4 separate regions of the Homo sapiens genome follow, and all the other regions are linked to region 2. A link is a contact called in ENCODE Hi-C or POLR2A ChIA-PET data. All regions are on one chromosome and are shown on one strand. Each heading gives the region's core, a stretch centred on a gene start or an enhancer-like site at or near the end of the contact. The rest is flanking DNA. Distances are from core to core; before and after follow the strand shown.

Region 1 (2,804 bases), core at 45-2,544, 550 kb before region 2:
GAGATGGAGTCTCGCTCTGTCACCCAGGCTGGAGTGCAGTGGTGCGATCTCAGCTCACTGCAACCTCCACCTCCCGGATTCAAGCAATTCTCCTGCCTCAGCCTCCCGAGTAGCTGGGATTACAGGCGCGTGCCACCACGCCCAGCTAATTTTTGTATTTTTAGTAGAGACGGGGTTTCGCCATGTTGGCCAGGCTGGTCTCGAACTCCTGACCTCGTGATCCGCCTGCCTCGGCCTCCCAAAGTGCTGGGATTACAGGCGTGAGCCACCGCGCCCGGCCAAAAGACGTGCTTACCTTTCTTGACGAACTTGAGCGTCACCACCCTCTCAGGTCCCCGCTGTGATGCTTTTACCATGGCCCTCCCTGTGTTTTGCATGGATTGGGCTTGCACGTGTCTCTCTCCCCACTTAGCATCTACTGAGTACCCCAGGGCAGAGGCACAGCTGGTGGAGATTCCTGGGGTGGAGTAGTGCCACTGCTGAGGGAAGGGCCTCACCTTCATCAGGATCTTACAGCGCAGCAGGTCCTGACCAGGGGTGGCTGCCTGGTATTGCTGGAAGAAGAGCGGGGCAAAGAGAAAGCAGGCATAGGCAGAGCGGGAGGAGTTCACCGTCCGGAGGGAGAGCTGGGCCACGAAGAGCAGGGAGAGGGACGTGGTCAGGGGGCAGCCACAGACCCAGCCCTCTGGCTGCTTCTGCTCACACACTTGCCCTATCGTCCTCCCGCTCCGCCACCACCTGCTGAAAAACCCTCCTTTCCCCATGGAAGCCTTCAGAGTCGGCCCCGGCGCTGCTGCCGCAGAGGAGGGGTCGCACACCCAGGCCTTCCCCGAGTTTCTCTAAGTGCACGTCACCCCCTGGGAGCTCGCAGGACAGCTTTCCTCAATTCACACACCGGCCTGGGAAGATGACAGCCGCCAGACTAAGAAACTGAAACTTTGCCGACAAATCTGCCAGCGGTCATCCCGCCTAGTGGGGGCGAGACTCTAGTCCGGGTTACCCGCTCCCGGCTGGAGTCCCACCCGCCCCCCACACCCTAGCCCCTCACCCCGTCCTCCAAGGGTTCCAGGTAGAGCTCGTCCCCGATGCGGGACAGGGAGTGGACGGCCTTGCCGAGCACTGCGGGGAGAAGAGCGGAAGGGGGTTAGGCTGGCGGCTCCGCGGCTGCTGCACCGCCGCTGCCAGGCCGACCTGCACTCACCCTTCACGTTGCCGCCCGTGACCAGGCACTTCATGCTGCCCCAGCGCTCCGCCAGCGGCCAACACTGCCCAGCTCTCCGCGACCTCCGGGTCCGGGGTCCCTTCCCGCGCACCGCCCCTGCCGGCCCCGCCCCCGCCTCCCCATTGGTCCACGTGCAGGCGCCTCCGTCACGTGAGAAAAACGCTCACAGGCTCTGCCGTCACGTGACGGCGCACGTTGTCCGGGGTGTCACGTGACCGGGGAGGCCCGCGGCGCCCGCCAGCCAGCTGCTCCTGGCTCCCCCGGCACGCCTCGGCCTTCCGTGCCCCTGGAGATCGGGGCGTTCCGCGGGCCGCGCACCGGATTGCGAAGGTCAGAGAGGACGCAGCTGTGGGGCGCGAGGTCCCTGTGCAGTGGACCGAGTGCTGGACTCGGAGTCGGAGTGTGGGGGCGAGCTCTCTGGGGTCACCCACTTAGTAGAGTTCCCGGGCGTCTGCCGGGGGATACAGGGTGCAAGCAAGACCATCGCACCCACTCTGGGCCTGAGACTCGGACTCCAGCAGCAATCCCCAACTCTAGAAAGAAGTCAAAGCAGCTTGCTTGCAGCAGCCGGGAGTGGGAGGTGGCTGCTCCTTCCGGCTTCGAGGATCCTTTAAGGAAAAACGGCAGTTTCTCCAGGCAGAAAGGGGTAGAACGGTGCCCCTGGCAGAGGGAAGAACAAGAGTAAATGCTCAGCGGTGTGGGCTCCGCCCCCTGGAGAGGGGAGTAGGTCTGTGAGTCTCAGAGAGGCGTAGGGGCCGCCAGATGATGAGGGGCACCGCTGGGACGCTCTGGAAACGTTTTACGAGGGTAGATCGTGGTTATGTGCCTTTTTTTGTTTGTTTGTTTTTTGAGACATATTCTTGCTCTGTCACCCAGGCTGGAGTGCAGTGGCGCGAACACGGCTCACTGCCGCCTGGAACTCCTGGGCTCAAGGGATCCTCCCATCTCAGTCTCCTGAGTATCTGGGACCACAGGCACACCCACCACGCCCGGCCCTTTTTTTTTTTTTTTTTTTTTGGGTAGAGACGGAGTCTTGCCATGTTGCCCAGGCCGGTCTCAACTGTGGGGTTCAAGCTGTCTTTCCGCCTTGGCCTCTCAAAGTGGAGTGAGCTACTGCACCGGCCTGTTTTTTGTTTTTTGTGTGTGTGTGTGGGGTTTTTTTGTTTGTTTGTTTTGAGATAGAGCCTCGCTCTGTCGCCCAGGCTGGAGTACAGTGGCACGATCACGCCTCCCAGGTTCAAGCGATTCTCCTGCTTCAGCCTCCCAAGTAGCTGGGATTACAGGCGCCTGCCACAACGCCTGGCTAATTTTTGTACTTTTAGTAGAGACGGGTTTCACCATGTTGGCCAGGCTGGTCTCGAACTCCTGACCTCAAGTGATCCGCCCGCCTCGGTCTCCCAAAGTGCTGGGATTACAGGCATGGGCCACCGCGCCCAGCCCCGGGTCTGTATTTTTAAAAGACCCCAGACTGGCCGGGTACGGTGGCTTACGCCTGTAATCCTACCACTTTGGGAGGCCGAGGCGGGCGGATCACGAGGTCAAGAGATCCAGACCATTCTGGCCAACATGGTGAAACCCCGTC
Region 2 (2,700 bases), core at 147-2,646:
ACGGGCTGTCAGACAGTGAGACCCCAGAGGCTCCAAGGGCTCCTCTCCCACAACTTTACCCTGGCCAAACTCAGGTTAGGCATCAATACTGCTGAGGACGGGGGTGTGGACCCAACATAAACCCAATGTCTTGAGATGACCTGAATGGAAGGCATTAGCTGAGGCAAGGGCATCCTGGAAGTAAACTCTGGAGACACCAAAATTTAAGCAAGACTAGCTCTGGTTGGGGAAGCAGGGGACAGTGCTCTCTGATCCACACCAAATACTGCTGGGGGTTCCCAGGGAACTCCTTGGACGTTGGCAATCAACCCTTAGAGGCCACCTAGCTCTATGTTTCCATTTTACTGATGAGAAAACACACCCAGAGAGATGACATTTCACGTGTCCAGATCACACCCTGAGCCCGCTGACTCCCTGCCCCAATGTCCTGGACTGCCTGTGCCTACTTTTCCCTTCAGCCTTTAAGACTCACCCAGGACAACCTTCAGCCCATCTGCCAGGTCACAAGGGCAATCCATAGAGAGCTGCATCAGTGGGCCCAGGAAAAGAATCTGAGGGCAAGAAAACACTTTCACCATAACCCACCGCTTTTGCCCAGACCTTTGCCCATGCTCCCTGAGACTCCAAGCTTGAAATCCTCTCCAGCCACGATTTCCAGACCATGCATACCGGAGGACCCTGGGGCCATCTCAAAAGTCCTGTCTCCCATCAACCAAAAACCAAAAACAAGAGTCCACGGCACTGCCCATCAGGCTGATAACAAAGACCAGAAGAAAAAATACAGCAGGAGCACTCACCATGGTCAGCAACAGGGGCAGCAGCGCCGCTGGGAAAATGCCCTCCAGCCTGAAGCCCATCAGGGTGAGCAGGGATGTGCCTGGCTGAGCCACAGGAAAGGGGGCATCAGTTTTGCTTCCTCCCCTAAAGACCCCTGAGCTCTCACCGCCGTTGCCCTTTGCCCCGCCTCCTTCGCACCTGGATGCCTGTGAGTTCCCTCCAGAGCAGCACGCACAGGGGTGAGAGACTGGACACCACCAGGACGCTGGTGAAGCGTCGCTTGATGACCGCGGGATGGTCCCTACGGAGGGGACAGTAAGTTCAGGGGGCCCGCGGCTGCCCATGAGCACGGACCCGCCCCCGGCTCGCCCAAGCTCCGCCCGCAGGGCGCGGATTCCGGTCGCGCGCAGCCCCCGCACCTGGGCAGTTCGCTCTTCCAGACGTAGAGGCTGCCCACGTAGGAGCAGGCGAGGCTGAGGCAGGAGAACACTGACACCCAGCAGCACAGCCCGGGGCCCAGGCCGCCCAGCGCCGCCGACTCGGGCGGCCGCTCCGGCCGCGACACCGACAGCAGTCGCAGCCCATCCCCGCCCAGCGCCGCCATTGCGCCCTGACCCGCGGCGCGCACCAGTGACGCAGTCCCAGGGAGGTGTGGGTGACGTCAGGCCGCGGCGCGGCTCCACGCCCCGCCCCGCCCCGCCCGGGCCCGACGCGGAAGCAGACGCGGAAGAGGACTTGGTGAGCGCGCGGCAGCTTTATTAAACCACGGGATAACGGCTGCCCGCAGCCTCCGGATCGGTGGGCGCTTGCGGAAGGGGACCCGGCTCAGGGCCCAGGGCTGGGACTCAGCCACTCTGACAGGTTGGAGACCTCCTGCAGCCACAGCACGTCCTGCGGGAACAAGGGGGCCCGGGGTGAGGACCTCTCAGCAGCGGCCCGTGGCCTGCACCTCCTGCTGAGCCCTTCCCTGCGCGGCCCTCGCCCAGTTACCTCCAGGCGGCTTCCGAGGCTCGCCCTGCCCGGCGCCAGGGCCCTGCCGTGAGCCTCGCGGTGCTCCCTTCCTCTAGGAGTGAGGGGGGCCGCGGTGGCTTCCGGGCGGCGCGGGGCGGCCTCTGACGGGCTCGGGGCCCTGGCAGAGCGCAGAGCTCGCATCTCCTCTATGCGGGGGCTGCCCCTCTTGAGCCTCTTGTTTTCTGCTTGCCCGCTGGTATCTAGGAGAAAAACAAGCCTCTTCATCTTACTTTCATGGCCCTGTGCTAGGAGCACCCTTGGCCAAGGGGAAGCCTGGGAGAACGGGCGCCGAGGGGCTCTTCCCACCGCATCCCTGTCAGCAGGTCCCATCCACACCAAAACCCTGCAGCTGTGGGCGCTTCTGGAGCAGCCCGAGGCTGCAGAGACGTTTCAGGGTCTCCCTATTCTCTCACCCAGGCGGGAGATTGTCCCGAGCCCTCACTTGGGGGACTCAGGCCGCTCAGTAACTTTCTGTATAGATTCTTCCTGGAGTCTGCACTGACAAGCTCCCCTCCCTGCCAGCCTCTGTCCCCCCTCACCTTTCTGGCCTCAGTTCTGTCTCCCTTTGTTGCTCACGTTGCATTGAGCAGTGCCCATAGGCAGCTTTCCTACTCTTAACTGATTCATTTGTCAAATTAAAGCGAGTTTAGATGGATAGATTCTTCCCCAGCAGGTCTTGGGGATGCAGATCAATGAGCTTTTCCCTGAGAGAAGCTCACAGATGCTAGGAGGGGATGCAGACCTGTGTACAAAGCCCAGGGTTAGAATAGAGAAGGAAGCCGACCACCTCTGGATGTGAAGAAGGGTTTCCATGAGGAGATACCTGAGCTGACCTTTTGTTTTTTTGAGACAAGGTCTTGCTCTGTTGCCCAGGCTGGAGTGCAGTGGCTCAGTCCTGGCTCACTGCAGCCT
Region 3 (2,700 bases), core at 15-2,514, 640 kb before region 2:
TGATCTTGGGGTGCCATTGTTCACATCTCTCCTTCTGATGTCTGTTCCATCCAGGATCCCCCTTGCCAGCCCCTTCTTCCAACGCCACCAACCCCCCAGCACATGGGGGCATGAACCCACACCACACATCCTGTCTCTTCTTAGAGAAGATATCTTTTCATACAGCGGATCACTCCAGCCATGCAGCTCCCCTCTGCTCTCAGGGCACTTATACTGCACTGGGCTAGGATGCTTAGCTGCCCGATTCGGCACGGTGCTGGCCAGGGGGCATGTGCTCATTTGCTCAATGTGCATGTCCTGCCTGACTGCTCTGCTGGGCACAGGGGCTGCCCCTGGGAGGTTCCCTACTCTGCAAACAAGTGGCAGCTGGGAAAAGCACTCCGGGAGGAGGCAACTACAGGAGAAGCAGGGAAGCCTGGAGTTGTAGGTTGGGGGAGAAGCGGGCAGAGGGGCTGGATCTGGGGGCCTGGCAAAAAGGAGAAAAGTGGGAGGTTCTTTACTTCCCAACCCTCATCTGTCCCAACAAGCCCCTAGTGCAGCAGGAAGGCTGCTAAAGAGTCCCTGTCTGGGAGACCTGACCTCTGGGCCCGTTCTCCGGCTTTGCACGTCCCAGGGTCTTGGTTTTCCACTCTAAACAGCGGCAGTTGGTCTAAGTGTTTTCAGAAGGCCCTTCCATCTACAAAGGATCATGAGCCTTGAAACCCAGATACCCGAGGACCACTCCCGGCCCTGGGTTTCCTCCAGCGTGGGGTCTGCCCAAGCACTGAGATCAACCCCCAACCCCAACCCGCTTGTGATGACTGACGGCCTCCCCCACCAATGCTGCTACAAGGCCGAGCCAGGGGGCGGGGCAGACAGGCCCGAATTCACCCCCTACTTAAATTCAGCCCAATCAGCGTCGAGTTCTGCATGTGAGCGGTAGGGGCAGTGGACGCTGCCCTCTGGGCATGCGCAACCTCTCGCCTAAGGCCTCCTCCCGCCTCGCATGCGCACCACGCCGCAGAGGGGGAGAAGGGTAGGGTAGACACGAACCTTGGTCCCATCTTGAAAGTCCGGGAGCTCTCCTCGGCCTTCCTGTATCACACGTTTTTGGATCCCGTCCTCCCGGAGTCTTGCGATGATATCCGCCATCCTCCTTCCCCGCTGCTCCCTTTCGGCAACTTCCGGACTCGCTCGGTAGCTTCCGGACTTGCTTCGGCAACTCCTAGCACCTCGGCAGCTTCCGAGCTAGCGCCATTTTGGTTGAGGGCAGAAGCCAAAAGGGACTGAGCGTGGAAACGGATGGTGATTGGTTCTCTGCGCTGGGGCTGAGCGCGCGCGTCTGCTCGGGGGCGGAGCCTAGGAATGTCTCGGGGCTGGACCCCAGCCTGTCAAGGAGGAAGGGCCGGGGTCCGCGGGCCGGGCGGGACGAGGACGTCCCTAACAATTGTCATTGAATTGATTGGGACTGCGGCCGTGTGGCACTTTGTTTGAAGTTGTGGATGGAATATAACAGCACTGCAGAGTTAGGAAAATGAAAAAAAAAAAAAACACCCGTAAGCCACACCCTCAAAGTGTTATGATTTTTGTGTATTTTCTTCCGGCTTTTTCTCTTTCGCATATCTAGTATGATTGTCGGGACTCTTGCATCCTGGATCTTCCTCTTTCAAAAAATAAAAAGAGGAAGAGGGAAAGAAAGGTGGAGAAGGAGACCAAGAGAGCCCATTGCGGGGTCGGAAATGAGTCATAGTTGTGCCCAATTAATATTAGGGAATAATCGATGAATGATAGAAATGAGGTACTTTAGCGCCGGGCGCGGTGGCCCTGTAACCCCACCACTTTGGGAGGCCGAGGCGAGAGGATCGCTTGAGCCCAGGAGTTCGAGGCTGCAGTGGGCCGTGTTCGTGCCACTGCACTCCAGGCTAGCCGACAGAGCGAGATGCTGTCTCAAAACAAAACAAAAAAAAAAAATTAAATTAAAAGAAAAGAGAAATGAGGTACTTTGGGGCTAAAACAACTTTTGTTTTTCTTTTTTTGAGACGGAGTCTCGCTCTGTCACCCACGCTGGAGTGCAGTGGCACAATTTCAGCTCACTGCAAGCTCTGCCTCCCGGGTTCACGCCATTCTCCTGCCTCAGCCTCCCGAGCAGCTGGGACTACAGGCGCCCGCCACCATGCCCGGCTAATTTTTTGTATTTTTAGTAGAGACAGGGTTTCACCGTGTTAGCCAGGATGGTCTCAATCTCCGGACCTCGTGATCCGCCCACCTCGGCCTCCCAAAGTGCTGGGATTACAGGCGTGAGCCACAGCGCCCAGCTGATATGAAACATTCTAAATAAAATACTAGGCTAATTGAATTCACTAATGTCATGTAAAAATGCATCAGTATGGGGCAGGTGTGGTGGCTTATGCCTCTAATACCAGCACTTTGGGAGGCCAAGGCAAGTGGATCTCCTGGATCTCCTTGAGCTCACAAGTTCAAGACCAGCCTGGACAACATGGCAAAATACCATCTTCACCAAAAATACAAAAAATTAGGTGGTGTGGTGGTGCACGCCTGTGGTCCCAGCTACTCAGCAGGCTGAGGCTGGAGGATTGCTTGAGCCCAGGAGATGGAGGTTGTAGTGAGCCAAGATCGCACCACTGCACTCCAGCCTGGGTGATAGAGTGAGACCCCATCTCAAAAAAAAAAAAAAAGCATCAATATGCTAAGTGAAATAAC
Region 4 (2,700 bases), core at 177-2,676, 530 kb after region 2:
GCCTCTGTAATTTTTCAGTTACAGCCTCTTGGGGGCCTCTAATTAGGACGGGGCAGAGCCGCCACGACCACCCGGGCAGGCGAGGAGGAGTGGCCCAGCGCCCCCTTCGGGCCTGGACCTGAGCTGGAAGGCTGAGCTGGGCCCCAGGGAACCAGGAAAGGAGGGGCCGGAGCTGGGGATGAACCAGGGGGTCGCGGAGGGGGCGGAGGGAACGCTACGCACCGCCCCCGGTCCCCGCTCTCACGTTCCCCTAACTCAAACCAGACGTCCCCGCCAGATCCTGCACAGCTTTAACCTCGGAGACGCCGTCGGGCAGGTTTGCTGGATGCCAATGAGGGTTGCGAGGCGGCCCAGACGGCTGAGTCTGGGAAGGAGGTGAGGAAGCCTGGGGAGCGACAAGGCCTGCAGAGACGGGATGGTCTGGAGTCCCCTCCGTGACCTCGGGTAGGGATCTAGAGCGCCTCGAGGGCAGGAAACAGTTAAATACACTGCAGTCGGAGGCGGGGGATGGGAGTGGGGAAGGGGGCCCAGAGCCGGCTCTTTGTCATCTGGTAATGAGCACCAGATGCGGAGCTGCGTGCGGGCCTAAACAGACGGCCTCCCAGGGCAGAGCCCCGGCCTGCGCCCAGCCCGGGCTCAGCCCACTTACTCGCAGGCCCCGCCTCATTCGGGCGCGGCGGCGAACTGCATACTCCAGCGGTATCAGCCCGGACCTGGGAGCTACGAGCCACGCCTACTCGCTGCAGAACAGAAGAGAGCCCCCGGGAGCTCTCCAGAGGCCCCGCCCACAAAGCCACAAGCCCCGCCCCTGCCAACTCAAAGATTCCAGCAGCGATTGTGCCCGCCCCCTGCCCTCTTGGCCCCGCCCAGTCCCCCGCCCACAACCTACAAGCCCCACCTCCTCCGCTCGGCGCGCGCAGATTGGCGGAACTATTAGTCTCGGCTTCTAGGAGGTATGAACTTCGCCCCGAGTTTACACATTCTCTTCACGCGGCGCTACAGGCCCCGCCCAACACAACTGCAAGCTTCGCCTCACAGAGCCCTGGACACTGCAGGGAATCCCTCAGAGGTCTTAACTCTGTTGGGGGATGATGTAAACTCCGCCCTCCAGGGAAACGTGTGAAGTTCCCCTCAACCTCCTCTTCAGGCTCCGTCCCCAGCTACAAGCTCCGCCCCCTCTCAAGCTCACAAAAGTGGAAGAACTGCGCCCTCGTAGGACTGTCACACCTCACACATCGAGCGGAGGTAGCGGTTCACCTACACGGAGCCCCGCCCCCGGGGCCGCCCACGAAAGATGCAAGCCACGCCCCTGGGGGCCCTGGAGTCCCGCCCACCCAGAGCGCCCTGGCTGCGGCGTAGCGCACAAATACGGCTCTGCGAAGAGCGCTACCGAGCGAGCCTCTTATCGCACGCCCCGCCCACACTCAGGCTCACCCTCTTGGCGCAAGCACCGCCCACTCCACCCCTGGGTCCCTTACCACCTTCGCGATATGCCCAGATCCACCAGTCCTCCGAACCCCTCATCTCTCACCACGATGCCCTTGAACCTGGCCCTGGAGCCCTCTTCTTCCTCCACCTACGGTTTCCGTTTGTCCAGATTTCGGGTTCTCTGGGCGAGCCCGGAGACTGGGCCCGGACAGCCGGGCAGATGGCGTCGATGGGCCTTTGGCGCCACCTGGCCTCGGCCCCACGGACTTACAGCCACCGCGAGGCCTCGGTAGGGCCTCTCTCTCAAAGCGTACTAATTGCTCAGTAAATAGAAATAGCTGCTTAATTCGTTAAATGTTAGTGTTACTTAAATATCTGCCGACTCCCCCCACGGGACAGCCCATCCTTTCGCAGATGCCTTTCGTCGTATGTGGAAATTCGTCCCTAAGGGAGCTTCGCACTGGCCCTCGAGCCACCCTATGAGCTGAGCGCCCCTGACAATCTCTAAAGTGGCTGGCTGGTCGAACTCTTGCTGTCTCTCCCCGACAAATCCTTTCGCCTGGAGGGCGAAAGCATCGCCTCTCATCTGGCGGCCTAGAATTCCTAGGACCAGGTTTCCCCCGCCCCCACCTAGTGCTCCAAAGGCTAGACACCTTCCCTGGGGGCTGTGTTGCGAAGGGGTGGGTTTGGGCGGGGAAGCCCTCAATTAGGAGCTGAAGGTCGTAGTTTTTAGGGACAGTGTCTCAAGGGAGACCCTATCTCAGCTCTCATCTCTACCTCTGAAAATAACAGCCTGGAGGGCAGGAGACGCTGAAGTTCAGGGCTAGGAACCCAGTAAAATATTTTTCAAACATTAGTGGGACAGACAGGGAGCAACCCTTGAGGAGGAAGGGAGTTGACACCACTGAGCTCCAGTTGGGCCCTTTGCTTCCTGCCTTAGCTGCCAACCTTGCCCTTACCCACCTCCGGGCAAATCAGGCCTGGGGAGAGGGATACTTTCCAGACCAGGTTCCAATGCTCGTGCACTAGCCATTACAAATGTAAATAGGGTTTAGCGCTAAATACTGACGATAATAATAGTGAATGCTTGAAGCACTTCTGTTTTGTTTTTGTTTTTGTTTTTTGTTTTTGTTTTTGTTTTTTCGAGACGGAGTTTCTCTCTTGTTGCTCAGGCTGGAGTGCAATAGCGCCATCTCGGCTCACTGCAACCTCCGCCTCCCAGGTTCAAGCGATTCTCCTGCCGCAGCCTCCCAAGTAGCTGGGATTACAGGC

What was found. Hi-C counts contacts between places; a loop is a spot of excess contacts on that map. ChIA-PET counts read pairs that join two places held with the same protein, here RNA polymerase II (POLR2A). Pooled maps may share reads with other maps.
Region 1: a loop to region 2 is called in a map of CD14-positive monocyte, with 5 times the contacts of the local background. The contact joins the promoter of RAD9A here to the promoter of RCE1 in region 2. A Hi-C loop is called at or near these places in 1 of 168 maps with a recorded cell type or tissue (CD14-positive monocyte) and 6 of 50 pooled maps. POLR2A ChIA-PET finds 5 or more read pairs at or near these places in 1 of 52 experiments (IMR-90).
Region 3: a pooled map shows a loop between it and region 2 (8-fold over the local background). The contact joins the promoter of AIP here to the promoter of RCE1 in region 2. A Hi-C loop is called at or near these places in 5 of 50 pooled maps.
Region 4: a loop to region 2 is called in a pooled map, with 19 times the contacts of the local background. The contact joins the enhancer-like site here to the promoter of RCE1 in region 2. A Hi-C loop is called at or near these places in 10 of 50 pooled maps. POLR2A ChIA-PET finds 5 or more read pairs at or near these places in 3 of 52 experiments (activated B cell, activated naive CD4-positive, alpha-beta T cell and naive thymus-derived CD4-positive, alpha-beta T cell).

The regions. Positions count from the first base shown.
Region 1 is chr11:67,390,476-67,393,279 of GRCh38, reverse strand. RAD9A (RAD9 checkpoint clamp component A) reads right to left here and starts at 1,294. Exons shown (of 11, transcript NM_004584.3): 1 at 1,202-1,294; 2 at 1,049-1,119; 3 at 498-626. The coding sequence starts at 1,235. LOC100130987 (a long non-coding RNA gene) reads right to left here. Exons shown (of 4, transcript NR_024469.1): 4 at 1,593-1,882. RefSeq lists enhancers at 673-1,177, 1,212-2,127 and a silencer at 1,078-1,447.
Region 2 is chr11:66,842,137-66,844,836 of GRCh38, reverse strand. It overlaps RCE1 (Ras converting CAAX endopeptidase 1), which reads right to left and starts at 1,396. Exons shown (of 8, transcript NM_005133.3): 1 at 1,197-1,396; 2 at 976-1,078; 3 at 798-881; 4 at 473-551. The coding sequence starts at 1,381. TOP6BL (TOP6B like initiator of meiotic double strand breaks) reads right to left here. Exons shown (of 15, transcript NM_001302084.2): 14 at 1,768-1,988; 15 at 1,321-1,668. The coding sequence ends at 1,603. RefSeq lists an enhancer at 819-1,525 and silencers at 1,166-1,605, 1,716-1,855.
Region 3 is chr11:67,481,590-67,484,289 of GRCh38, reverse strand. AIP (AHR interacting HSP90 co-chaperone) reads right to left here and starts at 1,264. Exons shown (of 6, transcript NM_003977.4): 1 at 1,033-1,264. The coding sequence starts at 1,131. RefSeq lists an enhancer at 1,363-1,422.
Region 4 is chr11:66,310,942-66,313,641 of GRCh38, reverse strand. No RefSeq gene overlaps it. Among named protein-coding and RNA genes, the nearest start is that of CD248, 4.8 kb to the left of the region's middle. RefSeq lists a silencer at 1,192-1,441. Within about 2 kb of position 1,426, at least 39 of the 41 ENCODE cell types and tissues checked have a DNase peak (open chromatin) inside an H3K27ac peak, as active enhancers do.